Linked DNA regions of Mus musculus: all the other regions are linked to region 2. Evidence: chromatin loops called from intact Hi-C (ENCODE). Cell type or tissue: heart. All regions are shown on one strand. Region 1 has its middle 15 kb from the start of Gm31630. Region 2 has its middle 18 kb from the start of Gm41019. Region 3 has its middle 14 kb from the start of Gm31977. Region 4 overlaps Thbs4 (thrombospondin 4).

The links. Hi-C counts contacts between places; a loop is a spot of excess contacts. Peaks named below come from ENCODE experiments on the same cell type or tissue, not always from the same donor. Only the 100,000 strongest peaks of a DNase experiment are listed, where the experiment ranks them.
Region 1: a loop joins it to region 2, with 6 times the contacts of the local background. A loop is called at or near these places in 5 of 42 quality-filtered maps.
Region 3: it touches region 2 in a loop (3-fold over the local background); 11 of 42 quality-filtered maps call a loop at or near these places.
Region 4: it touches region 2 in a loop (9-fold over the local background); 22 of 42 quality-filtered maps call a loop at or near these places.

Annotation. Positions count from the first base shown.
Region 1 is chr13:92,863,555-92,871,554 of GRCm38, forward strand. No RefSeq gene overlaps it. Among named protein-coding and RNA genes, the nearest start is that of Gm31630, 15 kb to the right of the region's middle. In heart, a CTCF peak has its summit at 3,329 (motif pointing right); no DNase peak of the experiment used is centred here; H3K27ac peaks cover 251 bases.
Region 2 is chr13:92,983,763-92,991,762 of GRCm38, forward strand. No RefSeq gene overlaps it. Among named protein-coding and RNA genes, the nearest start is that of Gm41019, 18 kb to the right of the region's middle. In heart, a CTCF peak has its summit at 3,133 (motif pointing right); a DNase peak (open chromatin) is centred at 3,139; H3K4me3 peaks cover 481 bases; H3K27ac peaks cover 1,226 bases.
Region 3 is chr13:93,608,490-93,616,489 of GRCm38, forward strand. No RefSeq gene overlaps it. Among named protein-coding and RNA genes, the nearest start is that of Gm31977, 14 kb to the left of the region's middle. In heart, CTCF peaks have their summits at 4,641 (motif pointing left), 5,497 and 6,572 (motif pointing left); DNase peaks (open chromatin) are centred at 4,652 and 6,232.
Region 4 is chr13:92,747,226-92,755,225 of GRCm38, forward strand. Thbs4 (thrombospondin 4) reads right to left here. Exons shown (of 22, transcript NM_011582.3): 19 at 7,864-8,000; 20 at 7,043-7,215; 21 at 5,129-5,268; 22 at 4,361-4,587. The coding sequence ends at 4,526. Among named protein-coding and RNA genes, the nearest start is that of Thbs4, 44 kb to the right of the region's middle. In heart, CTCF peaks have their summits at 3,947 (motif pointing right) and 4,668 (motif pointing right); DNase peaks (open chromatin) are centred at 3,866 and 4,646; H3K27me3 peaks cover 646 bases.

The sequences.
Region 1 (8,000 bases), 120 kb before region 2:
TTTTTCTTTTTTACTAATTTGGTACAAAGTAGCATTTTAATTATTTAATATATAGTCTCAGTAACTAACAAGATAGAATATTTTTTCCATGTTTCTGTTCTTTGAATTTCAGTTGCAAGTTACTGTGTAGAGAATACATTCAAGGCTTGTCTTGGAGTTGATTTTGTTGGGAAACAGTAGAAACTTTTAAGGGGTGCTGCCCACTGGGAGGCACACACCGTTAAAGGGGATGTGGGACTCCAGCTCCTTGCTCCCTTCTGCTTCCTGTAGTATGTGTTCTCAGTATGATGTGTCTGTGTGACATTGCCTTGTTGCAGAAAGCAACAAGGCTTCATGGATAGAAACCTCTGAAATCAGCAGCCAAAACAAAAGCATAGTCTCTAGCAATTGATCATCTCCAGTGTCTGCAGCTTGAGTGTCTATCCATCCACTGTCTGCATCAGAGGCAATCACTTACCCTCTGAATCCTGCTCTGCCAGCTGTAGAGTGGGGTTTCGGTGAGGAACTAATGGGCTAATGCATATTACAGATCCAGATGTGGCAAGTACTCAGGGGTGTTTGGAAGGAAAGAAGCTTATCTGGGTGTGTGGGTGCCACAGAATCTCGGTCTGTGTGAATGTGGACAGACATGGCCTTCTCCGAGATAGTTTTCAGTGAAACCGCTCACCTTTATTGGGGACAACAAGGGCTATATAAACCTTGGGGAGTGAGCGGCTAGAGGTCTTGGGGCTGGGTGTACATTATTACCTGATGCCGAAGTTCTGGGAACTTTTTTTTTTTTTTTGCATGAAGAGGAATTCCAGGTGCTTGCTGGGCATGTCCTTATAGGGAGAGAGGAAGTTAAACCTGTAATCTGGCCACCAGGCTATGTGACTTCCTCAAGGGTGGCAGAGGTGGGGTTTACACAGGCTACATGGCCCAAGCATGCAGACCCAGACCAAGGAGGGAAGTCATACTCCTGCCAGTCTCAGGGCAAGATCATCAGGGTCTGAATGTATATGCATCTCACTCTTGCTCCCGACTGGCTCCCTTAGTTGCACATCTTTCCAGCCCCACCGTGGTTTTTCTCTTCACAGTCTTTGCTGAATAGAGAAGCACTTGGAGCATCAAGACAGCTCTTTGTTATAGTCCAACATCTGGAGCTCAGAACAGAAGGTACTCAAGGAGTTTTGGATCTTTTGTTTATTCTGAGACAAGGGCTCACTCTGAAGCCCAGGCTGGCTTTAAACTCACCATCTGCCTGTCTTATTTTCCTCCACACTGAATGACAGGAATCCGCCATTGCATCAGGCTCTGAGGTTTTTGAGAGAAGAATAAGATTTGAAAACATGTTGAATAATATCAGAAAAGAGTAGGGAAAGTTGAAGCCAAGAGCCAGTGAATCACAACGGGCCCAGTGGCTTCCTCAGAGTCTTGCTGCTAACATGAAATATTTGAATCATATTTTTGAAGTTTATCAAGGCGTGGTTTCTTACTGCCTGGCTAATCAATGTAAAGCAACTGTGTTCAAGGCTGAATCTAACTTTAAGAAGTGGGGTAGTACATTTTTTTTTAATTTTTGCAAGCTAAATATTTTAAGTATGCAAGGAAACATGACTTATTAAAGGTATTAATAATTAACTATTCTCTAAAGTGGATACTAACTCAGTTTCTTCCCTTTGGCAGCATTAGGGTTCAAACCCAGGCCTTGTACATCCTAGGATGTCTCCAGCCCTTCTACCTCACTTTAAAAAAACCTTATTAATCTGGACATCACATGTCTAGATTTGGCCAAACTGGGAGCATAAGAATATATGTGCAATGAGACTATTATCATATTTTAAAAAGGTAATAACTGAGAACAGTCTGAAAAAGTATTTCCTCAAATGAGGAAGAGAGAATTGGTGTCAGGCCTTGTATTCAGCACGCCCTGTATCTTGGGGAGAAGGAGTCAGCATGTCGCTAATGAGATTTGCAGATGGCTTTAAGTTGAGAGGCATTGTAAACAGCAGGGATGACTGAGACATGATACAAGAGGCGCTGGAAAGGTTAGGAACATGGACAGGAAACCAAATGATTCATCCTGGAATAACGCAAGCCAATCTGACATCTGGCGCCAAACAAGAAGAAATACAGATACACTGCAGAAGAGACGAATGTGGAAAATAAAATAGTCACCTCAAGACTACTGGAGGGGCATTGGCAAGAGGAGAGCACAGGCCGGGAAGAGGGAACTAGATGCTGTTAAATTCCCATGTCTGTCCAGTGCTTTGCTCGCTGAGTACTCCTTGACCACAGTTAACCCACTCTATGTATGGAGAACAAGTCATAGTGTTTCTCTTGAGGACTGATTGTTCACGGGAGCTCCTTCCTTCATGAAATAAAAGGCTGGCCTCACTCTAGCTGTTCCTGATGCTGCAGAAGATTAGCAGTATAGGGAGAGAGTCATTTGGAAGTAACGGGGATCTTTAAAAAGGGTTAGTAGGAGAGGTCACTTACCACACACTTACTGGACTCTTTCCAGGGTTGATGGAACAACTTCCTAGCTATTCCCGGCAGCATCCTGGCCTGGGAATCTGCCTTAAATGAAAATAAGATGCATTCTCATGATGGCTGTACACAGGTGATCTGTTTTTTTTTTTTTTTCCTGGTGGCGACCCTCTTCCCATCTTCAAGTGCCCTCATGTTAACCCCAAGGAATAGCTCCCATCCCAGCCTTCTGCTTGGCTTGGCTCACCTAGTCTCCTCCCTCTTACTATAAAGGTATAGTGAGTGTCTGTGCTCCCTCTACATTCCAATGAATCAAATAAAAATCACTGGTGATGGTGGCTAATTTATGAATCTCTGGCTTTCTCTTTTTATACTTCTCATTTTTTTTTCTGTTATGGGGACTTTATACATTAGGATCCGGTTTTTCTAATATTGTGTCATAGTGAGGACTGTGTGGGGATGAGAAGGAAAAAGATGGATTTTGAGCAAGGATGTACCTTCAGCAGACACTATTGCTCTATCCATTCCTCATCCTGGGGAGAGCAGAGCTGAAAATGAAGGAGACATGGAAGGAGCAAGTTGGAAAGCAAACCCTTGGGAGATACATCCATGGATCACATCACAAGTCTGAGGCTCAGTATATCATTTGTTCCTGGTAATATTTGCCTTTTAACCTCTCTGTATTTGTTCATTTCACACCCCAGTGGAGATATTGAGTCAGCTTTTGCATATAAAGAAGCTTATTGTTCTTAAAAACTTAAAGAACTCATTCATTCATCTAACACATGTTTCCTGAGTGCCTCTAGGGATCTTGCTACACAGGATCCTACTGTGAACACAGCTAGTCTCTCTGGCCTTGTGGGACTGACATTCCAGCAGGGGGAGACAATTAATAATGGACACAATAACCAAGCATGTTGCATAGGAGCATAGGATAATACAAATGATCAGTGCTAGGGGAAAGATGTCGAAATAAAGACCTGGGGAGGCTGAGATGGGGTGAGTTATGATAGTAAACATGGCAGATAGTCATTGTTTTCTGAAGAAGGCATTTGTACAGAATTGAGATTAAAGTGTGGGCTTGGTCTTCTTGATAGCGGGCGGGGCGAACAGTAGAGTTTCTTGGGCATATTTGAGAAACAGTGAGGAGTCTAGAGTCTAGGCTCTTTGGAACAGAGTGAGCAAGCAAAGAAAGGATTTAAGGTCACTGAGCCAAGGAGGGAGAGCAGACTAGGCAGGAGAGCACGTGAAAGCCTTTATGTAGCGTTGGCTTCCTGCACCCCATATGCATGTGTAAGCATGTGTCTGTGTGCGTAGGCACCTGTGAAGGGTAACATATGCTACCACATGTGTGCACATTTCTGTGAAGGTCAACATCAGCTCTAGATGATTGGTGAACCTAGAGGTTACCAATGCAGCTAGACTGTCTGGCCACAGGATTCATCTTGTCTCTGCCACTCTAATACTGTGATTACAGAGTTATGCTACTGTGCCCAACTTTTTGGTTGGTGCTGGTGTCTGTATCAAGTCCTCATGCTTTTGAGGTATGCACTTTCTGACTGAGTCACCCCCACATACACACACATCATCTAATTGCTTTTTTAAAGGTTTATTTAAGCTGTGGTACTGAGGATAGACAAGAGGATATGTAGGCATAGATGCTGAGTATATTCCAGTACTGTAAAACCAAGGCAGGAGCAAGTGGAGATTGCATGGTGAGTATATTTTGCCAGCACTATGGAGATTTAGATGTGCATTGTAAGAGAAAGAGAAGAGAGATGATTTCAAGATTTTTTGGCATGAACACTAGATGGATCAAGTTGCTTATTAACTGAGATAGAAGTGGGAGGGAAGGTGGGGAATGGGGAGCATGTGTATAACAGCTGAGGAAGAGAGACTGGGAATCTTTCTGACGTGTGTTTGAGTCGGTGTCTATGCAACACCCAAGAACAGAAGTTCAGTGAGCACAATGTCTAGGTAAGCCTGGAGTCCAGGAGGGACAAACTAAAGAGCCACAAGTGCATTCAAAGATATCATCCAAAATCACGAGGCTGGAGGAGATTTTCAAGGATTTGAATTACAGAGAAAAGAAGCTTAAGTAGTGAGCCCTGAAGTGTTCCAGTCACTCAGCGATCATGGAGAAACAGCTGAGGCCTGGTGCCATTGAAGACTGAGATAGGACAGAGAGTGACCAGCCACACTGGAGGCTCAGAAGAGGCCCCCTGAGGCTTGGCTATGCAGCTTGGCAAAATGGAGGTCATCGGTGACCTCCATGATCAGTTTTGATGTCAGAGCACAAGGCTAATGGGAGCTGGTTTAAGAAAAACCAGGAGGAGGGGAATGGAGAAGGAACTTGAGCACTGAAGCAGGGCTGCAGTGATCTTTAGAGGAATCTGTATGTTCTCTTCAGGAGGCGCAGTGGTCACATTAGAAAGTTAGAGTCATGGCTGCAGAAAATGTTGAGGGAATTCTGTGAAGAGTGAGGATGTATTAGGGAAAATGCAAACCAGGGTCTTGGTATCATCCTCTCTCTTACTGTTTCTAGCCAGTAAGTCACCTAGGCTCTTTGGTTCCTCACCATGGTCTTTGCTTGCATAGAAATAGCACACCTTTTGCATGGCCCTGGATTTGTTGCTCCAGATCCCTGAAGCAGAAATGCCATCAGTCTCCCAGTTTCTGCATGAGACTCTACCTTCCCAAACCACTCTCCACACTGCTCATATTTCCAAAATACAGAGTGCTCATCCTGCATCCTTGCTTGGTGCCCTTAATGGCTGCTCATCACCCCCTAGAGACACTTGATTCTCTTAGTCTAGCCTAATGATTCCCTCACCTTCTGGCTTGACCAGCCACAAAGCCACCTTGATCTCCAATCACTCCAGGCTTTCTTTGAACTCTTTGGATAAGGAAGCCATAGTGATTGATAGGAGAAGCCACTATATCAGCTTAAGAAGGCAAAGCAGACCATTGATTTTAAGCTCCATTAAACCAGAAACAAAAGGTCCTTCTCTTGGTTCCAGTATTGTTTATGGAATACCAGATATTTTTTATCTCCTCTTTTCTAAGACGTGTACATAACAACTCTGCACAGAGTTCTGTGGCCAGCCTGTCTGCCTGGCTTTGAGACTCCTTGTAGCCAATCATACTTTACTTCTTTGTACACTTCCCCTCAGCTTTGCAGACTAACTGTGTGGTGAGACTCTGAAGACTGACATTTCTAGCTCAAGTATCTCTTTTGAGATCTGAATCATAGTCAAAGATAGATGCTCCAGAGTCCATAGCAACCCCAGAGTGGTCTCTAAGCTGACTGATCTTCACCACCCAGATATTTCTCTTTCTTCTCTCAGTAGATGGCGAGCTCTCAGCTAGTGTAGTTTTTCCAGAGCTGACTAGACTCACAAGCTTCAGGGGTCCCCCTGTCTCTGTCCTCCTAGGGCTGGGGATATTGGTGCAGGCTGCTGCAGCTAGGGTTTTATGTAGGTTCTGGGAATCCAAACCCAGTTCCTCATGCTGCATTGCTCTCCCCAAAGATCTGGAAAGTCACTTCTTCATTTCAGTGGGTAAGAAAATCTACTTTCAGAGCAGGCTGTTGTGGTATAGAGGCAGGAAGACCAGGAGCCCACGGTCATCCTCAGCCACACAGTAAGACAGAGGCCAGCATTGGCTACAAAACAAAAACAACAACAAAAACAAACAACTCCACCTCAAACACTCTGTACCCCAGCAATTAAAAACAAAACCTATATATGTGCAATGGTCAAAATGTTCCCGAGATAGTAATTTGTTTAGTCTTCACAACAAAAATTTCAATTTGTATATCTTTTAAAGTAAGCGTCATAAAAGCAGAGGTCTTCATCACATCCTCCCGGCATCTACCTGGCATTGGGCACACAGCAGTAACTTCATTACACAGCGGGGTGGGCTGATGGGTCAGCAAGTGATATGTAAGAAATGAGTGTGTAAGAAATGAGTATTGAGCGAAGTTTCATCTCTTTAGGATGAGCTAAATGGACTTGTAACAAGTAGTGAGTGTTACATAATTCATGCTTTCAAAATTTAGAGAATTCTCAAATTCATTTTAGAGAAGGACCTCATGGAATTCTAGTGAGCATACCCCCATCTTCTAAAAAACTCCATCCAGACTTTCACACTCTGCTCAGCATGTCAGACCAAGGATGGGACTGACTCCAGCCAGGCAAATTGATCTCTCCCTGTTCAGAATTTAGAATCAGGAAACAAGCAAACAAAAACAGGTCTATAAGGCATCCTCCGTCATCCACTCATCAAATATTTTTGAGCATCCATGATGAAGTACTCGCTGTAGACATCACGACAGACGAGGCGTTTCATGTTCTCTGGAGCATGCCTGTGGGTGAAGCTGCTACTGCAGTTCAGCACGTGAAGTGCTGCACCGGGGAAGAACAAAGTACCACAAGGGCCTCTAATGCAGAGAGGGAAGGCGGGGAAGGCTGTGCGGGAAGGGTGACCTCACAGAGGGGAGAAGGCTCCATAGATCCAGAGGGAGCAGTCTGTGTGCAGTAATACAAAATGCAAGCAGGGATATCCAGTCTGGGTCCTAAAGGTGAAGAGAAGGTTCTGGAAGGAGAGTTCCCCATCACGAAGGCTTTGTCAGCCTGACCCAAGTTTAAAATTTCTTCTAAAGGCTGTGAGGGCTCTTGACAAAGATTTTAGCTGAAGAGTGATATAATCCTACTGGGTCTAGAAAGATCCTCCTGGTCTTGCTAGGGAAAGACGTATCAGTGAAGAGATGGTTGTAGAAGTCTAGATAAGAGAGGAGGACAGGAGTAGGTTGGTGGCAGGGGGAGAGATGAGAGACGGTAGAAACTGATTAGAGGACAGTGATGAGGAAGGAAGAGGCATTGGGGATGATGCTGAGACTTATGGCCTAGACTAGCACTGGAGACAAGGGTCCCATGAAGCAGTATACACACAAGGGAACTCATGGAAGAGGCTGGGTGGGAACTGTGAATGTGAGCAGTGTCTGAGGAAGAGTAACTTAAGCCATTGGGGTACACAGTACCCAGTAAGAAAAATATTGGTGCACAGATGAAACCCTGCTTAACTCTAGCATCCAAGTATCTGGGTGAGGAGGTGGAGCCTACCAAAGAATTGGATAAAAAGTGTCCAGAATATAGTTGAAACTCAAAAATGAGCTACATCCATCCATTTGCCTAAGAATTTTATAAATTCACTGTTTTAATAGCTGAGTAGTACTCCATTGTGAAAATGTACCACATTTTCTGTATCCATTCCTCTGTTGAGGGGCATCTGGGTTCTTTCCAGCTTCTGGCTATAATAAATTAGGTTGCTATGAACATAGTGGAGCATGTGTCCTTATTACAAGTTGGAACATCTTCTGGGTATATGCCCAGGAGAGGTATTGCTGGATCTTCCTGTAATCCAATTTTCTCAGGCACCATCAGACTGATTTTTAGAGTGGTTATACTAGCTTGCAATTCCACCAGCAATGGAGGAGTGTTCCTCTTTCTCCACATCCTTGCCAGCACCTG
Region 2 (8,000 bases):
GACAAAGGATGGGGAAAATTCACTGGGCTGAAATGGCCATGTTATCAAAATGGGATTCAGAGCTAGGAATATTTCAGAGACAACCCAGGGCACTACATAATAATAGGGTTCAATTCAACAAGAAGTCACAGCAAATTATAAAAAGATTCATTAAAAAAAATGTGTGAAATTTGAAGTGAAGGAACCTAAAGAGGAAATAGACAAATCTATTACAATAGTGCAGACTGCAATTCCCTTGCTTGGTAAAGGAGCAGAGGGCTGGGGAGACAGCTCTGTGGCGAAGAGCACCAGGCCCCTGTCTACAGGACCCAGGTTTGTAGGCTTTGATTTTTTCAAAACCAATTTTGATAAGGGTTATTAAATGCTTTAACCTCCTTTCTAGCCTACCACCCACCAGAGGTAATGAAAAGGAAAGGTTAGTAGGGCAAGGGGGATGTGGACCTATTTGGAAATAGTTCTTTGGGTGAATTCAATCTGCGTTGTCAGGATAGAAGCAGATCAGTTCACATGAACCAGCAGCAGCTCCATCCACTCACAAACACCATTCACCAATCAGCAACGGCTGTTCCATCCAGAAGAAACCAGGAGGCTCTGCCAATCAACCCAAGCCTGCAGAAGCATCAAGAAGCCGAGGGAATATTACAAGAAGTTCTTTGGTGTGTTTCCTTCTATGAAGTCACAGCATTGTCAACGAAGACCAACATCCGCAAAGCCCAATGAAGACCATCAAAGAGTGCCTAGGTGAACCAATATTAGGACACCAAATGAAATTTATATCCTTTCCAAACATCACACGTCCTCTCAAGTGTCCTCTCCAGCAAAACACCCCATCCCCTTTTCCCAGGGAGCTTCCAGAAAAACACCCACATGTCTGCTCTCAGCAAAACATCCTCTCTCAGGTCTGCTTCAGCAAAAACAACTCTCATAAGATAGTTTCCAGAAAGACATCTCATGACACATCTGACTCTCCAAAGAAACCAGAAATTTCCACTTCACAGGTCCAATTCTCAGCACCTACCTGGTGGCTCTCAACTCCAGTTCTAGGGATCTAATGCCCATTTCGGCCTCAGCTGGCAACAGGCACACACGTACATGAAGACAAAATACTCATACATAAATGATAACAAGTAATTTAAAAGAAGAACAGGCAGAAAATTAGCAAAGATGTGGAAGACCTGAACTCTGTCAGCCACCTTGACTTGAGTGTGTATCTAGAACACTTCCACAGTCATAGCACAATGAACATTCTTCTCAAACACACAGGAAACACTCTCAAAGATAGACCACATCTAGATATACTCCCACCAAAACACAGCAATGGCAAAGTCACTGGAAAGCTGTTCAAAGAAAATCTTTACACAAGTCCAACTTGATGACCTAGGGCCAACAGATCAAACCAATACAGACTAAAAGCAGAAACTTAACCTTGGCTGGACACAAGAGACCATGAATGAAGCTCTTATGGCCATTGACAGGTTGCTTGATGGAACTGTAATTGATTAGTTGTTGTCTACTTTTCACCTTTGTTTTCCTTATAAATGGCACCTGGCTGGAATTCTCAGAACACACTGGAGGTGGGGGAGGGGTGGGGGTGGGGGTGGGGTGGGGTGGGGGCATCAAGTTAGAAGTAAGACATTGTGCTGCTCTGTCGCAGTGTGGTGACCGAGGAGAACAGCAAGGGACTCGTATTCAAAAAAGCTAGAAAAGGAGATAATTGAGGACAGGTATGTTTAATATAAAACATTATACAATGTATACATATATGGAAATATCACATGGTACCCTATAGTGTATTTTTATATATTGGTTAAAAATAAAAATTTAAAACCCACACACACACACCAAAAAACCTTCTTTGTTTCCAAGAGCTGCCTAATTTGTAAATCCTTCTTGTTTTCTTTGTTCAAAGAAATTTCATAAAATTCAATTCATTATAGAAATGTTCCTTTCAGCAAACCAAGGCATAATCTCCAAACATCGTGGGGTTCATTTGGAAATCCATAATGTAAAGGCATTTTGAAAATGCTGCTATGTTAAATCTTGTGTCTATCTCTCTGTGTCACTTTCCTTTCTGTAGGACTATTTCACAATAAAAAGAAAACTTGAGCTATTTTAAGCTGACCCAAAGTGAAAATTTGGTGATATTAGTGATGACAGCCCCTTATTAATAAAGACCCGGATGAAAGAATACGGGGAAGCAAAGAGGACTTCCTGCAACCTCTGGAAGGACAAGCCTGTCACAACCAACTACAAGATAGAGTGAAAGAAACTCTCATGTGTCAACACATCGTGAGACACGGGTCAGGGCTCTGTGCGCCCCGTGACATTGATCACCCTGTGGTTTAAATAAGACGGAGGAAACAGAAGTTCTTCATCAGCAACAAAAGAATCTCACAGAGGACTCAATGCTGACAGGCCCTTGGGATAGCTGATCCAGAGAGCAGTGAACCATCTTATACTGGAGAGATAGTGGAGATGGGCAGCTGGCCATCGGAATCTCTGCTCTCCCCTCCACAGGGTGGACTTGGTACCCATAATCTAAGAGCTGGGGACATAAAAACAAGTGGGCCCCTGGGGCTGGTTGGCCAGTCCTCAAAGCTTAATTGTCAAGCTCCAGGCCAGTGAGTAAGAGAACCTGTCTTAAAAAGTATTAGAAAGGTAGAAAGGTGGACTGTGCCTGTGGAATGATATTCATTCTCTCTCTCTCTCTCTCTCTCTCTCTCTCTCTCTCTCTCTCTCTCTCTCTCTTTCCCCCCTCATATGTCACCTGCACACACATATAAAATTTAATGTAATGTACAGAGGATGCCAATGAATACACATGCTATTCATGTCGTTCATTACTGTTACCTTCATGGAATTATCAGACATTATTTGAAAGTTAGTTAATTCTAGGAGACTGTTCTATGGTTATAGCCCATCTCTAAGCGACTGTGACCATTACACGTACATCAAAATGCAAAACAAACAAACCCTCATCGATTCCCTTAAGGTTTTTAGAAACCTTATTAGAACAGTCAACTAGAAACTTTACAAGCCAAAGCTGCGGAATCAGTTCTTTCTTAAGAGCAGGACAGGTGACTCAAAGCCCAATTCACCAGGTGCCTCTGCCATTCAGCTGCAGGTCCAGCTATGGCCAGCAGAGGGCAGTGTTATACACAGACTTTGCCACTTTGGACGCTCACTGTCCGTGGTTTGGGGTATTCTTTTCCGCCTTATTTTTAATCGCCTGTCTCTGAAAGAAAAGCTGTGGTATTTCAGAAGTGACTGTTTTTCCCCAGGTTCTTATCTGCTTGTGTTGCGTTTTGTTACCTTGCCTGTTTCTGCTGGCTGCAACAGGCTCGGGTGATGTGGGGAGGCATTCTAGGCTGGAAGGGTAGAAATGGGCTCTGCAATAGGTGTGCCCTGGAAAGTGGGGGCGTCCCCAAACTCCCACCTTTTCCTCGAATCTGCTTGTGCAGCCACCTACTCTCTTTGTCTTTTCTTGGGTCTCTCTTCACCTGCCTTGTTTCTGCCGCTGACTCCATCCATTTCTCTCCCACACCATAGCAAGCCTGGGGCTACAGTGACCTCCAGTGATGCCTAATTGTGCGGTGCCTGTGAACATTTTCAGAAGCTCCTGTGTGAGGCCCTGGGACCCACTGGTGAGCCCAGTAAGAAACTGTGTGGCTCTTTCCTGTCCCCTCATCTCTTCATAATGCTTCCTAAAAGAGCTGAACTCCGGCACCCCCTTCCCTGGAAAACCTCTCTGGATCTTGGACTGACGCCGGCATTCCCGGCATCCCCTCCGTGATGCTTATGACAGTGTCAGCTCCTCACCGTTGCCTGTCCCTCTCTAAAGTCTGGGAGTCAGGAACTCTTTCTTCCCTTTCCCTCTTTGCATTTATGCTGCAAGCTTCTTTTGGGACCTTGAGGACAGAAACGCGAAGAGTCTTGATGTCGGTCCTCCCAGCGTGGGGCACGCCGCCTCATCCAGTTAACTAGCAGGCAGAATCTGGGCCCAGCAAGTTGTTCTTTCCTTCCCTAAAGACTTCTATAGACAACAGCCCCTGGCCTCTGTCTCTGAAACTCCCACTCACCCTCGCATCCACTAGCCATCTGTCTCCCTCCCATATTTCTGACCTTTCAGAGAACAGATGAGTCAGACACCCTGTCTAGAGTCCACAGACATTCACTTCATCTCCAGCCTCTCCAGATCATGTGCACTGGTGACTACATCTAATTTCTCCTTGAACTGCCTGCCTTGCTCTCTCCAGTGGCCTCACCTTGCCTGTGCTTCGGCCCCACTTCCTCCTGTGGGCAGCCCAGCCTCAGTCCTCCTGTGGGCAGACTGTGTGGTCCCCAATCCTGTGGGCAGCCCAGCCTGTCCTGTTTTCAGCTCCGGGGGCTTAAGTGTTGTTTTCTCTCCTTGTGACTCAAAATGAGTGTGGACTCAGTTCTCAACATCAGAGTAGAATGACATGTTGACCATAGAGATCAGCTTAGAGGTAGACAGTGAGAGCAGCTATACCATCAGCCAACTGCAGAGTCGGTGGAATTAGGAGAGAAATTCTTCTGTTGGAGGAGCTAGAACAGAGGCATATTGTCATTTAAAAAAAGGATGATAGGAAGAGAGTAAAAATAATAATGCAAGCCTGGGCCTCCTTGGGATTTTCAATGACATGAATTTATATATTCTACCCACCCTGCCCCCCTTTTAAAAACCAATTAGAGCTCCTTTATCCAGCTTTGCCTGCACCTAGAACTGCTTCCTGTTCAGTGTGGCTGTAGGAGCTGCTGGTAATCCTGTTGTTTCCGCCTGATCGTCAGTTTGGTGTCTCCTGTAAGGGATCAGAGTGATCACTTCTGAGCCGCCGAGCTTACTGTTCTCAGCAATGCCCAGCTCCAATGGAGCGGAAGGCTGTTGCTGTGGTGTTGGAAATTACAGCAACATAAGGCAGCCGGTTATGAAAGGCCTCAAAACCAAGCAGTTCTGGACGTCCTTTCCGCAGTTCTCTCCTCGGGAGCAACCCACCTCCTTCCCACCTCTGTTGGTTTGGTGCATCTCCTAAGAGGAGGCCCGGAGCTCCTGAGCCTCCTTCCCCCCACCCTGATTAGAGTGCGCCCACTCTCAGTTGTGTCTGCTGTGCAGGTTTTATTTTAGGAATCTGCTTTTCTCTGGGTGCACTGGCACACATCTGCCAATGCCAGCATTCAGTAGGCTGAGGCAGGAGGATCTGGAGTTTGTGCCAACTTTGCAATACCAATGCCAGCCTTAGCTAAATGGTGAGACCCAGTCCAGAGAGCTCCAGACCAAACAGATAGCTCACAGGTGGGCACTGGCCTGGTATAAACAGGGCCCCGAGTTTGATGCCCAGGATTGAAGATTAAACAAACCACCCTGTTTTCGTAGTGTTCTGAGCACTTGATGATAAAGCTCTCTCAAATTATGGATTATAACTTATCTTTCTGTGTGCTAGTTTTAAAATCCAAATGATCTATTGAAAACAAGAAACCTAGGGCTGTTAGCAGCAAGGCTTACACAGGAAGTCTTCCCCTAAAGTCTAGCTTCTCGGTCTCCTGAATTGTTTACTCCTCTGTTTGGGGGGGGGGATGGGTGTTTTATTAATTAGTTTCTCTAATAAACATTTTAAACAGAGTGCTTGGATTACAGGTCCTTGGACCGCAATAGCATATCAGGAGGTAACTGCAGAGGATGCTCCCAGAATTATTTAGACAAATGGTACCATGGTCTGCCCTCCCTAGAGAAAAGCAGATATAAAATCTTAGCAACTAAGAGAGCCCTCCCCCAGCAAGTCTCAGAGGACAATGACCTGCCAGAGAGAACATTTCTGTCTTCATTAGATGGTCTATCAAAATAAAGAAACCACCACCAAAATTCCCCATCAGACAGCTGCCTTTCAGTATCTGGACAGGTTTTGTTTTTTCTGTCTAGACATGCTTTAAGCAAGTAGAAGAGTAATCATGGGTCCAGCTGGCCAGGACTTTTCTTAGAAGGCCTCTGCATTGCAACATATTTTTAGTATCCATCACTTCCTCCAGAGGATGCAGGCCTGAGGGAAAGATGTATCAAGCACTCATATTTGAATATCTCTCTGACCCTGCTGTGCATGTGCTCTGTCAAACTGTAGGGAAAGATTCCTAGGAGGAAACACTGTCCTGAGAGCTCACAGGAAGACAAGAGATGGGATACACGCCCACACATAATCTTCCTTTCAGCTGGAAGCTTCAGATGGAAGGTCATATGTTAATACCCAGAGAAACTGAGAAATAGTGTCAGTACCTAAGCTTCAGCCCGGGTAGCTAAAGGAGAAATAGCCAGTGTAGGCCCTGCGCATTTATAGTTCTAATCATTGACGTGATACAATTGCAAGCTGCCATCTGAGCTGAGACACTTTGGTCTAAATCCAGCTTGCCTTCCTTGGCTTCTCCAGTCAGCAGTAATTAATGTTGTTGATTGATCCTCAAGTTCCTAGAGCTTCCATCAAAAAATTGACAGTAAACCTCAGTCCAAGTCATTCGTCTCTGAGGAACACAACACACAGGATAGCCAACCCTCGGCAACCTCAGCCCACACCCAGCATACTTCACTCGACACTGGAGGACCAGGAGCCCTCAGAGAGGCCCTGGAGCGGGAGAATGTTTTGGAAGTCATGGTCGATCCAATTACAGATCAACCCTGGGACTATCCATGTCGTTTTTGGCAGCAATTTGAGAGTATCTAGTATCCAGATGAGAAGTGTATCTCATGTCAATAAGGTGTCATAGTCCTGACTGGAGGGGGCAGTTCAGTGGCAGGGTACTTGCCCAGTATGCACGAGGCTCTGGCCATGCACCTCAAAATAAAAGTAACCTCACAGCTGAAATCTTTGGGAAGTGACAATGATGAGCTAGATCGTCCTCCCTGACCTGGATCTGTGGAGCACTCCACGGCCCAGCGCAGGTGCAGGGTCGATTCTCACCAGGCAAGCTGGACCCTGGGGGCAGAGCAGACATTCTTAGGCACTGACAAAGCTGCCTGGCTGGAGAAATGAGGCTCAGTCTTGATTAAAGCTATCTTTTTTATTTTTCAGTGTCTGAATGGCTCTGTGCAGCCAACACTAACTCACTTGTCCAAAGGATCCAAAGGATCTTAGTCTAATCACTAGCGCTCTCGGCCAAAGCCTCCCATGCCCTGACCCTCCTCTCTAATTGTCCTGACCAATATGGCTGCCTCTTCTCACTTAACAGCTTGGGCCAGTCAGGCTCCAAGCTCCCTCCCCACCTCCCATTCCCTGCCCCCAAATGTGATTAATTGTGAGTGTCAGGGGAAACGCAGACTGGAAACTTTTTATACATTAGCAATAGAAAAGGCATGACTCCAAGGGAGGAGACACAAGCTTCCAAGTCAATGTTCTTAAGTGTCTGGGAGGACATTTGTCCAGATGCAGCAAGCGTTCCAGAACTTCAAAGAAACGCTGAAGGTTTACTCAGGACCTACTGTTTCAGGAAACAAGAATTTTCTCCTCAGTGACAGGCCTCCCAGAGCAGATCTCACCATTACAGATCTTTCCCCTGGACTTCAGGTTTTTGTTTTGTTTTGGAGTATTGGTGACATGTGGTGCCATAGTCCCCCACACTGCTGACTGACCTTCCCTGGGCTGCGAAGTAAGCTCAGGCCATGTGACCTCCTCTGTTCTCAGGTCTCCTGCCCTGTATCCCCAAAAGTAGTTTTCATTTTAGAATTGCACTTCTAGAACCTTCTAGATTCTGCCACCAGTCAAACTCAATATTCTCCTTCCTCAGCAGACACTTGATGTATACTTGATGTATATTGGCATCCACAGGGGTGTGCACGGGCTGTGGTTGGGTGTGTTACCTCAGGGGACATTTGAGACAAGCATTTCCAAAGGATGATCCTGTCTTCAGCCTCTTGCTGCCCCACCACCTCAGCACCAGACTGGCGTATCAGGTATCTGTGGTGAGTTCCACACTAGAGTAACACACATACTGTATGTACG
Region 3 (8,000 bases), 620 kb after region 2:
TTGTCCTCACAGGGCTTAAGGCATAGGCCCCAGGAGATACTGCAGGAAAGAAGCAGGCCTTGTGAACACTCTCCAGGATGAGAGCAAGGCTGTTTGGCCAAGTGACGTGAAGGTGGGCACTGAAGTGGGTGGATCACTTTGAGCACTGAAAAGGGACTTCTAGAAAGAGTTTCATCTGGCAGGAATGGCAGGAAGCCAGCACCTTATTGAAATCTGCAGAGCATCACATGCCTGCCTGAGGAGCAAAACAGCTCAGAGAGCTTTAGTGAATAAAGAGCACTGCCCTGTGGGGTCTGATGATGTGGCTGAGAAGGTTTAGAATAGTTGAGAATTGAGAATAGTCTAGAATGGGTCTTTATTATTGGCTTTCTGCCAGCAGTGTTCATGGAAGTCCATCACGGCAGGCCTACCTGCTCCTAATGAGGAAGAAGAGTAGAGAGGCCTCTTTGTCTTTGTTGGCAAATATTTTACATTTGCATCTCCCACGGCAAGAAAAGGTAGCACCACTAATATTACCCACAATGCCAAGGGCCTTTGGGAACACTTTGATCTTGCTTTTGTAGCACTCCAAAACCGTCTGCTTAATGTTGGTCGTGTTATGACTCTCGCGTGATATCATCATTGGTGAACCATTGATGGGACAAGGGCAGATCTTACCAAGAACCCTGGAACCTGTCAGTAATTCATTTACACAGGAAAGTTCTGTCAGGTTTATCACTTGGAATTTCTTTTTAAAATTATTTATGTGTGTGCACATGTGTGTTTTCATGTGTGTTTGCTTACACATACATGTATGCTACATGTGTGCGGGGTGTCTGCAGAAGCCAGAGGATGGTGTTGGATCCCCAGGAGCAGGAGTTACAGACAATTGTGAACTGCTTCACGTGGGTGCTGGAAAAGGAACCCTGATCCTCTGGACGAACAACAAGTTCTCTTAACCACTGAGCCACCTCTCCAGCCCCTATCATTTGGAATTTTATAGTCTAAGTGTGGAAGAACACATTTTAAAAACTTGTCTTTAATTCTTTAGGTATTGGCAGGAAAATGTGACCTCCTTGGATTTTTTGGCTGCACTCTTAGCTGCATGAGACTAGAGGAGAGGTCTCACACACACGAGGGATGTCTCTTTGTCATCTCATATGACTTCAGGCCAGCCTAGAGAGCACAATGGCATGGCCTCCATGAGGCCAGGGACACTGACTGTAGTAGCCTGTTGACCCTGTAGGCTCAGAGGAGAAGGCCTGACAGGGCAATGGACCCTGTGAGGGGTGATTGAACCACTGTGAGCAGCACTGTACGCTGGAGCAGCGATGCAGTCTCCATAATGCCATTCAAGGCCAGGGCCAGCAGAGGAACTTCTGTGGCCCGGAACCTTGACCTTGTCCTGTGTCTGACATGAAAACGTTCCAAGCTAGAGTCCCACACTAGGTAACCCATTCTCACTGGACCTGGTGACAGGAACACCTGCTGGCTAATGGCAATCATCTAGTCCCTGAGGTCCTTCCCCTCCTGGCACCCAGGGCTTCTCAGGGTAGGATGCAGGTGAAGGATAAGAAAATCAAATGCAGAAGGGGAGAAACCAGGACTGGTCCTGTGTCATCGGATTCAGGGTCCGGATGCCTCTCCCAGGGGGCACAGTTGGCAGTGGCCATTCCTAGCCTAGAGGAGGAGAGAGTTTTGACGAAGGTACCACAGGCCACCAGAAGCCATGTAGGAACTGGTCCAGGTTGGAACCACTGTCTGAGTAACCCTGAGAAGGGACATGGGGCCCAGGCAGCCATGCTGGTGTGGGCCACCAGGCTGTACTGATCTGTGCCTATGTTCTTGGGATCAGTCCAGCCTGGAGACTCTGGGAATCATCACACTGCTGAAAATAGCTCCATGAGATGGAATAATTCTGAGATTTCTCATTCCCAAACTTTCCTCTTCTTCCTAAAATGTGAGAAGCCAGCTCTGTCTCTTCCTAGGAGGACACAGAACTCTAGAGCAGGGATTATCCTCATAACGGTTTCTAGAACTACTATTGCTTATGTAAACTTACAAAAACCTCCCAGTCCTGGAGACAGACAGCTATGCTGTGAAAAGCCACAGACCCAACCCCCTTAAGAAACAGTACTTGGTTTGTACGTGTAATGGTTTCAGGGTTCTGTACCAGGCAACACTATGCTCTTATGGTGTCCCTGCCCCCCACCCCCACCCCCAATATCATTATTTTAGTCTGATGTCTGTTTAGCCAGGGGAATAATTAATTAACAATTAAATCTGCTGGAAACACACTGCCAACAGCACTCCGTAAATACTGACAATGACTGAGGCTGCTCTTTACTGGTATCATCAAATTGGTAAGAAAGTGGTGACATCCCACAGTCAGGTGTCTGAGGCTCTGTAACCTCACAGAGAAGGAAGTGACATTCAGAGAGCCAGAGGGGAGGGTGACCTATTGGACCTCTCACAAGACAGGAGAAGTCCTGGCTCTCAAGGCTCCTTTTTTTTTTTTTTTTTTTTTTCTACTTTGTTGCCCTGGTGTTTTTGAGAAATGGCCGAGACCCACACAAGCCGGTTCAGAAGTTTGTGATGTCAACTACTCCAAAGAACAGTAAAATCTCATTAAGTCCAAATAATTGGAAGAACAACATCTAGGCTGAGCTGGAGAAAGGTTTGAGCTATTTTTAAAAAAGATTCCCAGCGTCTTCCTCTCAAGGCCGTGTAGTAAATTAAAACAAATAAGTACAGAATGAGGCCGAGGAGGTCTAACCAAATTGGCTCAGAAAACAATATTTATGCACTCTATAAACAGCACATTAATAGTTTCGTGTAACTGGTGATTGCTAAAGATATTTTACGGATTTGGGGAGGTTTGTTGTTGTTGTTGTTGTTGTTAAAAATAAGCTAACTCTTTCCTTTGAAAGCTTATTTTTGCAGAGTTGGTGGTGCACACCTTTAAGCCCAGCGCTTGGGAGGCAGGCTGAGGCAGGTGAGTTCAAGGATAGCCTGGTCTACAAAGTGAGTTCAAGGACAGCTAAGGAAACCCTGCCTCAAAGCAAGCAAACAAACAAACAAACAAACAAGAAAGTAAAGCTTATTTTTATGTAAAAATGTACATAGGAAACTCACACATTTAAAAGTAAACAGAGGTCAAATAACTCATTAAAGCTATCATGACTTTAATGGTATATAGATTAATCAAATTTAATGACAAACTATAAAGCTAAACTAAGAATCAAATAGAACTGAGAGACTCCCATTCATTATCCCTCCTCCTCCTCTTCTTCCTCCTCTTCCTCCTCCTCTTTCCCCCTCCTCCTTCCCTCTTCCCCTCTTCCTCCTTCCCCTCCTCCCCCTCCCTTCTACCCCTCCTTCCCTTCCCCCTTTCTCCTCCATTTTCTTTCTTTGTTGTTTTGAGACAAGGTCTTCCTATGTAGCCTATCAGCCTCAGCCTCCCTCAGGATTGGAATTCTAGGGATACATCAGTACACTCAGTGTGTTCAATTTTCATCACTGAGAAAACAAACAACCACCAACAAGAGTAACCCAGAATGGCCCAATTAGGTTTTTTTTTTTTTTTTTTTGAAAGCAGCACAAATTCTTTACTACACATTAAGGATAGCCACTTTCGTCCCAAGAATCTTGCATGATCATCCTAAGCAGCCTTGACTTATCATAAAAGGATAATTATCAGTAAAATACAGTTTGGCTAGTTTTCCTCTCTCTTTCTCTCTCTCTCTCTCTCTCTCTCTCTCTCTCCAGTTTAGTTGTGTTCCACTGGGTCAGCACTATTTCTGTAGCTCACAGCAGTACAATGATGACATCTGTCTCCTTCATTTTTTACTCCCTTTTTTTCAGTCTCCAAGGCCAACAGAGTGCCTCCAGGTGCTTAGAAACCAGAAACATTTGTGGCTGTTACTTCTCTCCTGTGTCGCGGGTGTCCTGCCCTACCTACTGCCTTTGTGACAAATCCTTGCATTTGAAAGTCATCGATGTTTTGCTGTTTTTAAGAGGCTGAACATTCGTTAGGAAGATGTTGAGAAACTTGAGACTCTTCATCCGGTAGCTTTTTGTTTTGTTTTTTTGTTTTTCGAGACAGGGTTTCTCTGTGTAGCCCTGGCTGTCCTGGAACTCACTTTGTAGACCAGTCTGACCTCGAACTCAGAGATCCGCCTGCCTTTGCCTCCTGAGTGATGGGATTAAAGGCGTGCACCACCATGCCCGGCTCCGGTAGCTCTTTAACACAAGATCGCGCGTGCCTACCCCTGAAGCAGCTCATGGGTGCTTCTATTTTCCTTTTTTATTGCTTTGGTAGGCAGCTTGTGGGAAGTCCAGAGTGGATGAGGGCATGCTGTTCAGTAACGGTGGCTATTTGGGAAAACAATCTGAAAAGTTGATAAGCACGTGAGTGTGCTCACAGCGGGGGAGAATTCTAGGGAATCTGGTTGGAGACATATAAGGCTTTTCTTGCTGGGTTAGCTGTCCTGGATGTTATCCAAAGATTCACATGTCTTAGGACTAGGGGGAAAAAAACTGCCCAAAACAAAAAGGGATACAGACATTTCTGCCAAGTAACATGAATCTATGCCCATGAAATAGCTCTTGAAAGCAAAGCCAGGGCTTTTCAGGTCTTCCCTGCTGGTGAGCTGCTGCCCCCATCTGGAAACGTTGGGAACTGAAGTTTTTTATTTGTTCCAGGCCAGGTCTCATTCTCTAGGGGCTGCCTTTGTCCTGTGCAAATGTGTTTTTGCTGAAGTTTGAAGAAGTGCCATAATCTGATAAGTTTATTCAGTTTCTGTCGAATCCGAATAACTCCAAGGATTTTTATTTCCCCGGGTCGAAGATGTCTCCTTAGCTTCGGGAACCATCTGTTCTGGCTCCACTCTCCTAAGAGGCTAAGTTAACCACCGCATCCTCCTTGGCAGCCCTGAACTAGCAAGGAGCGCTTCCTGACTTGGCATCTTGCCTAAAAGTATCTGCCCTTAAAAGGTAGCGTTTGGACTTTGATGGTCAGGACTTGGGCTCTGATTCCACATTGGAAAGAGAGGCCCCTTGGTCTTGCAAACTTTATGTGCCTCAGTACAGGGGAACGCCAAGTCCAAGAAGTGGGAGTGGGTGGGTAGGGAAGTGTGTGTGGGGGGGGAAGGTATGGGGGACTTTTGGGATAGCATTGGAAATGTAAATGAAGAAAATTCCTAATTAAAAAAAAAATCTTTAGCCGGGTGGTGGTGGCACACACCTTTAATCCCAGCACTTGGGAGGAAGAGGCAGGCAGATTTCTGAGTTCGAGGCCAGCCTGGTCTACAGAGTGAGTTCCAGGACAGCCAGGGCTATACAGAGAAACCCTATCTCGAAAAAAAAAAAAATCTTTATACTTAACTCAAATAAACTCTTAGGCCTTAAATGAGCCTTCTCTTTTAATGAGTTCTGGGAGCAATATGCGCTTGGAGGAGAGACTGAGTATATATTTTTTAAAGTCAGATGGAGAAGCCCACCACTAGGAGCCAGTGTTGATATACAGTTCAAGAATAGCTTAACCATCGTCGTTCCTTCTGATGACATTTTTTAAATCAAAGGATAGAAAAATGATGAAAGGCTATGATATTCTGTGCTGTAATAAAGTTCTGGAAAGGATATTAAAGGGAAATACATTTTTCAGAGTAAGACATCTGGAAGTCCAGTAGCCTTTCTATCATCTAAGATGGAAAAATACTGAGCTTGCTTTGAGAATGTAAGAGAGATAGAAGATAGCAGTTGGCAAAGAAAACCAGGTTGGGCTCTAAATGCATTAGCTCTGTATTCTGGGAGCAGGGAATTAACTGCTAAAAAATTCTACAAGTTTGTTTTTTTTTTTTTCCAACTTCAAACACATTATCTGTTTTAATATTCTAGCATTCCAATGAAGTAAACAGTGCTGCTATTTTTTATAGCTGGAGAAATTGAGGTGTAGATATTTTGTACAGGACTAGAATTACAGAGCCACAACGAGTCAAGTGGAATCAAAACAGCCTCATGTCTCATTTGTCTTTTTTATTGTTTGAAAATTGTATGCACAGTCCACTCCCTCCCAGCTCCTCCCATATCCCCGTCTCTCAACTTCATGCCGTCTTTTTAACATCCACTGAGTGCAGTAAGTGCTGCCAGGACGTTGTTGGGTATGGAGCGGGGGGGGGGGGGGGGGGGGGGCAAAGGCAGGAGCATACAAATGACTGGCCTGGCAAGGTCAGCCCCCCTCCCCCACTCCACTGGAGCAAAGGTGGCATGAATGCTGGGAAAGTAGCCAGTCACTTCCTCATTGGACTGTGGAGTATTCAGTCCCAGAGTAATTTATCTCACTCCCGTCTCCCTAAGGCTTAGGTATCATCAGGAAACAGGGTGTGGAAAGAGTGAAGCAACTAGAGGTAGTACCAGGAAAGAGTATGACTTAGCTAGGATTCCTTTTGCTTTTCAGATCTGTTTTCCTTTTTTAAAAAAAATTTTTAGGGCTGGTGAGATGGCTCAGTGGGTAAGAGCACCGACTGCTCTTCCGAAGGTCTGAAGTTCAAATCCCAGCAACCACATGGTGGCTCACAACCACCCGTAATGAGATCTACTGCCCTCTTCTGGTGCATCTGAAGACAGCTACAGTGTACATATAATAAATAAATAAATCTTTAAAAAAAAAAAATTTTTTTAGTTTACACTGTAGCTGTCTTCCGACACATCAGAAGAGGGCATCAGATCCCATTACAGATGATTGTGAGCCACCATGTGGTTGCTGGGAATTGAACTCAGGACCTCTTGAAGAGTAGTCAGTGCTCTTAACCACTGAGCCATCTCTCCAGCCCTTAGTTAGGATTTCTACTGCTGTGATAAAAGGCCACGCTCAGAAGCAATCTGGAAAGGAAAGGGATTATGTCATCCTTCAGCTCATAGTCCTTCATCTAGGGAAGTCTAGACAGGAACTCAAAGCAGGAAGCTAGAGGCAGGAACTGATGCAGAAGCCAGGCAAGAAGACTGGCTTACTCAGTTTTCTTTCTTACACATCCCAGGACCACCTTTCCAGGATTGGCACCACATACAGTGGGCTAGGCTTTCCCACATCAATAATCAGTAAAGAAAATGCCCCTTGGGCTTGCCCACAGGCCATTCTGATGGGGGCACCCTCTCAGTCCAGGCTCCCTCTTCCCAAATGACTAGCTTGTATTGTGTTCACATAAAACTAGTTAGAACAGCAGTGGTTTCTGGATGCAACAGGCAATGGCACATATTCCTTTACAATAGTTGTGATCACGTGTGAAAGACCTACATAAGATCAATCCAGTCGAAACTCCCAGCATGAACGTGGGAGGGACTCATGAAGTCCCACCCCTAGCTGAAGCGGTATTGGCAATGGATGCCTTCTGTGGGAGAATCAGTTTTCTTTAGGGATTTGGCCCCAATAAAGCTACTCCTGCTCCGGTAGATGGCCTTACATGTGCCCACATATAAAGTCTGGCCCTCTGAAAGAGAAATACATTCTCTTAACCACTGAGCCATCTCTCCAGCCATGTCTTTTAATTAAAAAAAAATTTTTTTTATTTACTTATTTTTTTGAGACAGGGTCTCACTATGTCGCTCCAGCTGGCTTGGAACTTGATAAGGGGACCAGGCTGGTCTTGAACTCACAATCTCAGCACCTTGAGTGCTGTGAATAAATGCACAAGCCACTATGGGCGCAACTGTGAAGGACTTCTCTTGATCGAATTATTTGAAGTGGGAAAACCTAAAGTGATCTTAAATCTGGATCACTTGAAGATGGAAGGCCTACCCTAAATACGATGGTACATTCCTGTATAAGTGTGTGTGTGTATATGTGTGTGTGTATATATGTGTGTGTGTGTATATATATATATATATATATATATACATATATATATATATATATATATATATATATGGGTTGAGTCAGAGTGTTTATGGGAATGGAGAGAACACTGGGATTCTTACAACAGGACACTCTGTGGTCTAGATGTTTAACAACTAGTCCCATATGA
Region 4 (8,000 bases), 240 kb before region 2:
TAACTTTGGTACCTGGTATCTGTCTAGAAATTTGTCCATTTCGTCCAGGTTTTCCAGTTTTGTTGAGTATAGCCTTTTGTAGAAGGATCTGATGGTGTTTTGGATTTCTTCAGGATCTGTTGTTATGTCTCCCTTTTTATTTCTTATTTTGTTAATTAGGATGTTGTCCCTGTGCCCTCTAGTGAGTCTAGCTAAGGGTTTATCTATCTTGTTGATTTTCTTAAAGAACCAACTCCTCATTTGGTTAATTCTTTGAATAGTTCTTCTTGTTTCCTCTTGGTTGATTTCACCCCTGAGTTTGATTATTTCCTGCTGTCTACTCCTCTTGGGTGAATTTGCTTCCTTTTTTTCTAGAGCTTTTAGATGTGTTGTCAAGCTGCTAGTGTGTGCTCTCTCCAGTTTCTTTTTGGAGGCACTCAGAACTATGAATTTCCTCTTAGAAATGCTTTCATTGTGTCCCATACGTTTGGGTATGTTGTGGCTTCATTTTCATTAAACTCTAAAAAGTCTTTAATTTCTTTCTTTATCCCTTCCTGACCAAGGTATCATTGAGAAGAGTGTTGTTCCGTTTCCACGTGAATGTTGAGCCTGAGTTTTTCAAACCGTATCTCTGAGATAGCTATTTTATTATTTTTTTTCAGGAGGCCCAAGATGGTCAAAGATAAGCTTATTCTTTAGATCATTAATGTGGTGGTTTGAATGAGGATGGCCCCCGTAAGTGCATATATTTGAATGCTTGATCCTCATTTTGTGGAAATGTTTGGGAAGGATTGGGAGGGGCAGCAGTGTCAGCTTTTAGGTTTCAAAAGCACATGGCATTAATGGTCAGTCCTCTCTGCCTTATGTTTGTGGTTCAGGATGTAAACTCTCTCAGTTACTGCTGCAGTGCCATGCCTGTCTGCCTGATGCCATGCTCCCTACTGTAATGGTCACAGACTAATCTTATGGAACTATGAGTCCTCAAATTAAATGTTTTCCTTTATAAGTTACTCTGGTCATGATGTGTTGTCACAGCAACAGAAAAGCATCAGTAAGGCAATTGACCTCTGAGGTGGTTCAGATGTGGAGACAGTTAACCCCACTTCCTTCTCATGTTTCCCTGAGTCCAACCATTCCATTTGGGTGGGGAGTAGACGAATTCCATAGAGGTGGTGGTGGATGTGTCAGCGACCTAGAACAACTGACTTTCATACACCCCAAAATAGGCCCATGGGGGATCATACACCCAAAATAGGCCCATGGGGGAAGTTTAGGATTTGGGGAAATAAATGCAAGATTATTCGGGTTCAAACAGACTCAAGGCCCTAGGTGGTCTATTCCATTCAAAGTATGGGGCTAGGTGTGGCCATGGTCACTTCAGGAGGGATCTGTGGGTCTATATCCCCTATGGTCCCCCTATCCCTGCCTGCTCCTGTGTTAACCAACATTCCTTTATTGTTATGGCATTTATGAGGATCTGTTTGCAAAGAGGAAAGGGTTATTTTGGTTGTAGTTTCAAATGACCTTAGGATAAGCATTCTACTGCCACCTGAAAAAGAACTTAGGCTCAAGAGAAAAGCATTAGTCTATACATGAGGTGTTCATCATTATGAGAGTAGGACAGACAGGCAGAGGAGATGGGGCAACCAATGGCTAGAGGCTGATGCAACTGTGGGCTGTGCTACGTGGGGCATCAGGTGACTAAGGTGACCACTAATTGACCTTTGCTTCACGACAATGACATCTCCGTGACATTAACCTGACAGGATTGTCTGTCCACCATGCATTGGATGACACACATAAGGGAAGGTAAAAAGAATGAAATCTATTCTAGAAAAAGCCAGTGTTGCTAGGACCCCACATGTGGCTCCAAACGGAACCTCTCCTCCTCTCAGTTCATGGTACCAGCCACTTGGCTCCCAAGATGCCTTACTTCAGGGTCAGGTATTTTAAACTCTGTTTACTTGTTTACTTATTTACACTAATTAGCTGCTTCCTTCCCTGTTAGCTTTCTAATCTGGACCATAAAATGATGCTCGATGGAATTTAAATAATAGTGACTACCTCCTGTGCCTCTGACATCATCCTTAACTCTGGAGCCCACCTGAATAGTGAAGAAACAGACACTCACTTCTGTTTGTGAAACACAGGCTGGTGCCCTGGGTGGGGAAGGAAGGGTCTCCTATCCTGATCAGGCAGGGGCAGAATGCCTATGACTCCTTTTCTTTGCCTCCTCCTGTACCCTGGGTGATACTCTCCCCTATATCCTCTGTGATTTCACCCAGGCATGGGCTTTCCTCACAGCGATGTCTCCTCCACCCTAAGCATTGGAAGCAATCAGGACAGGACAAACATTGGAATGACTTCACATAGTGAGTGATTGTGTCTGCTTCAACTCCGGGACCATTCATATCAAGTTGGATTTACAGGATCTCTTAGAGAAAGAGCTAGAACTGACCGGAAAACCTCCTCCCTGTCTGTTAGCCTTCACAGTGTTATGCAGGCTTCTCAAGAGAGAAAAGATGTCCATGGTCTTCCCTAGTAGTGGCCCCAACATGCAAAATGTTTGTACTGGTGCAACAGGATATGAAGGTTATGGGGGGCAAAGATCTGCTTTCTAATTGGATGATGGGAGGCCCGCCGCACAGGAGGGAATTCACGTCCGGTATTGTAAACCTGGTCAAGAGCTTGGGAGATGACAGGATCTAGAGGAAACCTATTGTTGTTTCAATACGTTGACATGTTGACAATCTGCCTTCTAAGCATTTATAGACTGGCACTGTTGTCAACCCTGACCAGGGATGCTCCAGCTGAAGTGGAAGCAGAGGAGCCTCAACCCTTCAAAGCCCCGAGATTGACTGTCCGAGTGTTCAGCTCTCAGTGAGACACCTATATCAATCCCACCAAGGCAGAGGGAACATCACACAAGAGGGGACAGGAAGAAGGTGAGATCTGAAGGATGCTGCAAAGATTAAACCTAGACTCCCTAGATCTGATCAGACAACACGCCTGCCTAGTGGATGACAGTATTTTGTGTACATGCTTTGATAGGCTTCAGTGATAAGAAGTATTTCTCCAGAAGAAGATCTGGAACCTTCCTCACAGTGCCTGGTAAAACACCGAGAGGCCCAGAGCGAGAGCATCCGAATAGCTCTACAGGTACCTGTACTATAGAGTGAAGAATGAGAGTGGTAGAGCTCAGAAGCTACCTTGGTGTTAGCTGTAAAAGAGGGGTGCTTGAAAGGTAACCATTTCCTGTCATTGAGTCCCCCTCCCTGCCCAGGGATTTCGGAATTTAGGAAGGGCTGTAGATGTGTTTCACCCAGAGATTGAGAAGAGTCATTGGCAGCCATGTGAACTCTGAATACTATAGCCATGGTAAAAGTGGGAGGAATGTTTATAATTTATGATACTCTAGGGAATTATGGGAATGAAAAATACATTGCTGAGCTGTGGTTGAGGCTCAGCTGGTTTAGTATGCCTAGAATTCAATACCTAGCAGGACACGAAACCAGGTATGATGCATACCTTTAAACCTAGTATGAAGAAGTCGGGGCAGGAGGACCAGAAGCTCACGGTGATCTTTGGTCACACAGAGAGTTTGGGACCAGTCTGGTTTATATGAGAACCCATCTAAAACCATAAAATAATAATAAAATAAATTGCCAAACTTCTTTAGAATTAAATCTCAAGGGGATTTATAAAATTTCTGGGTATCTTGATTGACTACTGGAAAGTATCGGCTAGTACACAGCTGCAGAAAGCTTCTGCCCTGTACACATGGTGACTGGCTCTACTGTCATTGTCACCAGACCCTACATCCCACTGTTTTTGTTACCTCAAAGGCAGCCACTCTCCCTTCACTGCCCAGCGAATGCTTACTGGCTGTTTGCTTCCTGCCTGGTACTGTGGGATCTGAATACAGTGACAGACATAGAATGACAAGATCTGTTTTCTTCCATTTGACTCACAGGACGCTAGGGGGAGCCAAATCCGTAAGTGTCTGTGGAAGGAGGTGACAGAAAGGCTGAGGGAAGGGTGTCAGAAGAACAAGGCAAGCTTAGTTCAGGTTTCTCAGGATGTCACCTCCTCCCGAAGCCTGGGGTGGGGGTGGGGGGCTTCCCTGGAGACTACATTCCAAGAATGAGGAGTCTGTGTGAACAGAAAGCAGGCTTTAGCATGGCACTAAATAGGGTCACCCCAGAAATGACCTTTGGTTTGGCTGTCCGGTTCATACCCGTGCTCCGTGGCACACAGTACATACTCAAGGGGGTGGGGGTGGGGGAATAAAACCAATCTGGTAAGTTTATCAAGGATTCCTCAGAAAACAACACACATCACCAAAGCCTGAGCTTCCATTAGAAACGACTGAGCACCATGGTTATTAGAAATAGTCTCTTCTTTATTTCCACATTCATATAAAAAGTTTTGACGTATTTGGGCTGGTAAAAGAAAAGCCATGATAATATAAAGAGAATTATAGGAAGTTTTAAAAAAGATGTTGCTTTTGGTGTTTGAGAAGGCAGTTGTGGGATTGCTTCTTGGCTCAATTATCCAAGCGGTCGAAACTCTGGGTCTGGAACTCCTGGAAGTCCTCTGGTATGGTGTCTGCAACAAGAATCGGGGTGGTAGTTAGTTAATGAGGATCCTTCCAGGCTGGAATCATGGCCACCACATGCCGCCCAGGCCTCCTGTAGGGGGCGCTGTCAGCTCGCCTGAGACTCCCACAGGCTCGCAGCCATTTTCTACTTCAGGTTGCTTTGTTGCAAATCCTTGGCTTAAAGCCCAGCAGGGCTTATTCATAGGCCTAGGGAAAATTAGCAGGCAGAGTGCCTTTTTAGTCTGTGATTATGTTTGAGTCTAATGAAAAAGAAAGGCTGCCTGTAAATTAAACTGACGGAATTTCTCACCGAACCCCTAACTCTAAAACATGCAGTTAAATTCTATGGGTTTCAATTTTCAGATTTGGGAAGCAGGAAAGCCTGGCTCTGCCTTCCTCTTATGTTATGCAGGGTACATCACCATCACGCACGTGGTGGTGAGGCTTTGGGGCGGGGGGGGGGGGCGGGGTGGGAGGATGCATGTTATAGAAATAAGATTTCTTGGTTGCTCCCCTGTGCTGTTGAGGGGCACTCAGCATGAAGGTTACCGTTGCAGCGGTACTTGAGGTTGGACCAGATGATGTTTTCTTGAGAGAAGCAGAACACACCAAGTCGGCCTCCACGCATGGTGGTGTCTATGGTGACCCCAGAGTCAGCCACCAACTCCGAGCCTTCATAAAAGCGCACCCTGCAGAGAGCACAGGTGTCCACGGTGAGGAACATGGTGCCACTTCCGACTCTTGTACTTACCTCTTTATTCAGACATGTTGTTTTCCACTAACTCTAGTTGGTCCCTCCCCAGTGAGGTTAGAAGTTCCCCAGGACAGGAACCAAGAGTCCACGGCTCCCTAACTTGGTTTTTAACAGGCCCAGCATGGTGTCAGGTGCATAGTTCCTGGATCGGTACTTGCTGGTGAATTAAAACAAAATAGCTTGACATCACGGACAAGTGGTTTTGTGGCTTCACTGTCTTGTGAGTTATTTTCTCTGGATACTGTACCTAGAAGCCCTGCGCTTTCTTCTTTGGTCTAGCTGATTTCACTGGTGGACTCTCAGAGCCTTGATCAGTAGCTTTAGGCAGTTGTGGGGGCAATTTCAGTTGTCATAGTAGCACTGAGGGACAGAAGCCCCTGGATGCCAGCCTTCAATACCCCGGAGTGAGTTAGCCAAAGCTTGCCCTGTGCTCTGTACCCTTGTGGAGTGTCATGGGGAAGGTGAGCTGCGCCTCGCCTCGGAGAGGCAATGGCGTTTTACCCTGAGCATCATTTTCTTTTTTTTTTTTAAGATTTATTTATTATTATATATGAGTACACTGTAGCTGTCTTCAGACACACCAGAAGAGGGCATCAGATCTCATTGCAGATGGTTGTGAGCCACCATGTGGTTGCTGGGATTTGAACTCGGGACCTTTGGAAGAGCAGTCAGTGCTCTTACCCACTGAGCCATCTCTCCAGCCCGAGCATCATTTTCTTCTGCATTGATTTTAAGTTAAACTCCCCAATTAATTCCCCAGGGTAAACCAAGAAGTGCCTGAGCATGCCGTTCTGTTCGAAAATTAAGAGTTGGCTCCTGTATGGGTATTGTCAACACCACTGTAATACTTAATTCTCAGACACACTACTCTGTGTTTAAATGCCACCTTCATGTGAGTCTAGGAATGGTTCCAAGGAGCTATTTCCTTTGGTTGTATAGCAATCAATTCTTATTTCTCTGCAGTTTTAGGGTTCAGATGGACTTTTCTAAAATTATATACTTAGAAGGATCATATTTTTATAGCTCTGATTTCATTTTTGGAACAGAAAAGGCACATTGAGCTCCATCAGGTAAGGGCCTGGCCACACCTGGTCTCCCTGTGTGGTGAACAGAGGCAGGTGACACAAGGGCACAGAGAACAGAGCATGAATCAGCTCTCACTGCCTTATTTTCACTAGATGCATCCGTCTACCTGGTACCTCCCACCCTGGCTAGGAAGCTGCAACCCACATACCCCGGAGCACACCACACACGTGCTGCAAGTCTGGGGCGTGAACCCTGACTGCATTTCAACAAGAGCAGTTGAACACACAAAACAGCAGCAACAGAAACAAAACAGTCCTATAAAGAAGCCGAGGCCATCACACCAGTCCCGGGATGAACAGTTCTCTCTTGCACAGTCCGTGCCAGGCATTGTGATGAACACTAGTGAGACCCAAACCACAGAGGCTGCCCTTGTGGGACTCATGACCCAGTAGCGAGGACAGACTGCAAGGGGGCTCTTTGGTCAGTGTGGACTAGGTTCCATGGGGCCTGGAGGAGTCTCGGGAATGTCTGGGTACCATCTCAGCATCTCGTCTCTGCTGTCCCCTTCATCAGCTCCTCCCTCACACTTCCCTAAGAGCACACCCAAAGCATGGCCCCCCCTGAAGTACCTTAGCTCTGCAGCTTGGTCCTCCCCACCCACGGCAGAAGGGCCCTCAGCCTACCTGATGTAGCCCACCTGGGGCCTATGCTGCAGGAACCAGCGGTAGGAGACCTTGTCCTTCCAGCCCACATTCCTGGAGTCCTTCCACAGCAGCCTGACCTGGTCGCTGGTGTCCCCTGTGTGCCACAGGGAGTTTCGGAGATGTTCCCCTGGGCCAGTTTTAGACTTCACAGCCTGGACAAAGACATGGGCAAAATGTTAGGTCAGGACATACATAGATCCTTTTCTGCTTCAGGTGTCTGAGGTAAACATAGAGGTGGACTCATGTTCATTGCAAGGGTATGTAGTTTCATGCTGGCACAAGCATAAACCTTCAGTGTCATTTCTACTGAGCTGGCCCCAGCCCCGGGGAATTTAGCAGTGGATGGCACTATGCTGCTCACTCTACCTTTTTCCTGATACAAATCTGTCGCTCTGCCTATTTGCCCACTGAGGGATCCCAACGGATGTCTGGCTGTGGAAGTGTGCTTCCTGCCCTAGCAGGAGTGAAAGAAGTAGCCCGTTGTTCCTGTGTAGTCCATCCCTTTGATTGAACACATTGGCTAGCTAGCTTTTAACACGGTCTGCCTCAGGTATGCCTTAAACCTTCTCCGCCTCTTTGACCCCACTCAGCCTGACATTTGCAGTATGAGTCGCATAGGTTGAAAGGTGCAGGCTCAACAGAAGGCAGGCAAGGTTGTCGCTCAAGGCTCCCCAGCCAAGTTTCTCCTTGACTGCACTCGTTTCTCAGATTAACTTAGTGACTTTTAGGGGAACTCTAAACATAAAGGAAGGTGAAGGGTCTAGAAGAAAAGAAGGCATGGGGATTCAAACTGCCATTACCTTGAGCTGAATACCAGGTTCTGCTACTGCACGGAACGGTGTAGCCTGCCAGTATGTCTGCTCCGTTTGCTTCCACATGACTACATAGAAGCTGGAGCTGTCTTGGTAACCAAAAATAAAGCCAGCATAGTCATCAT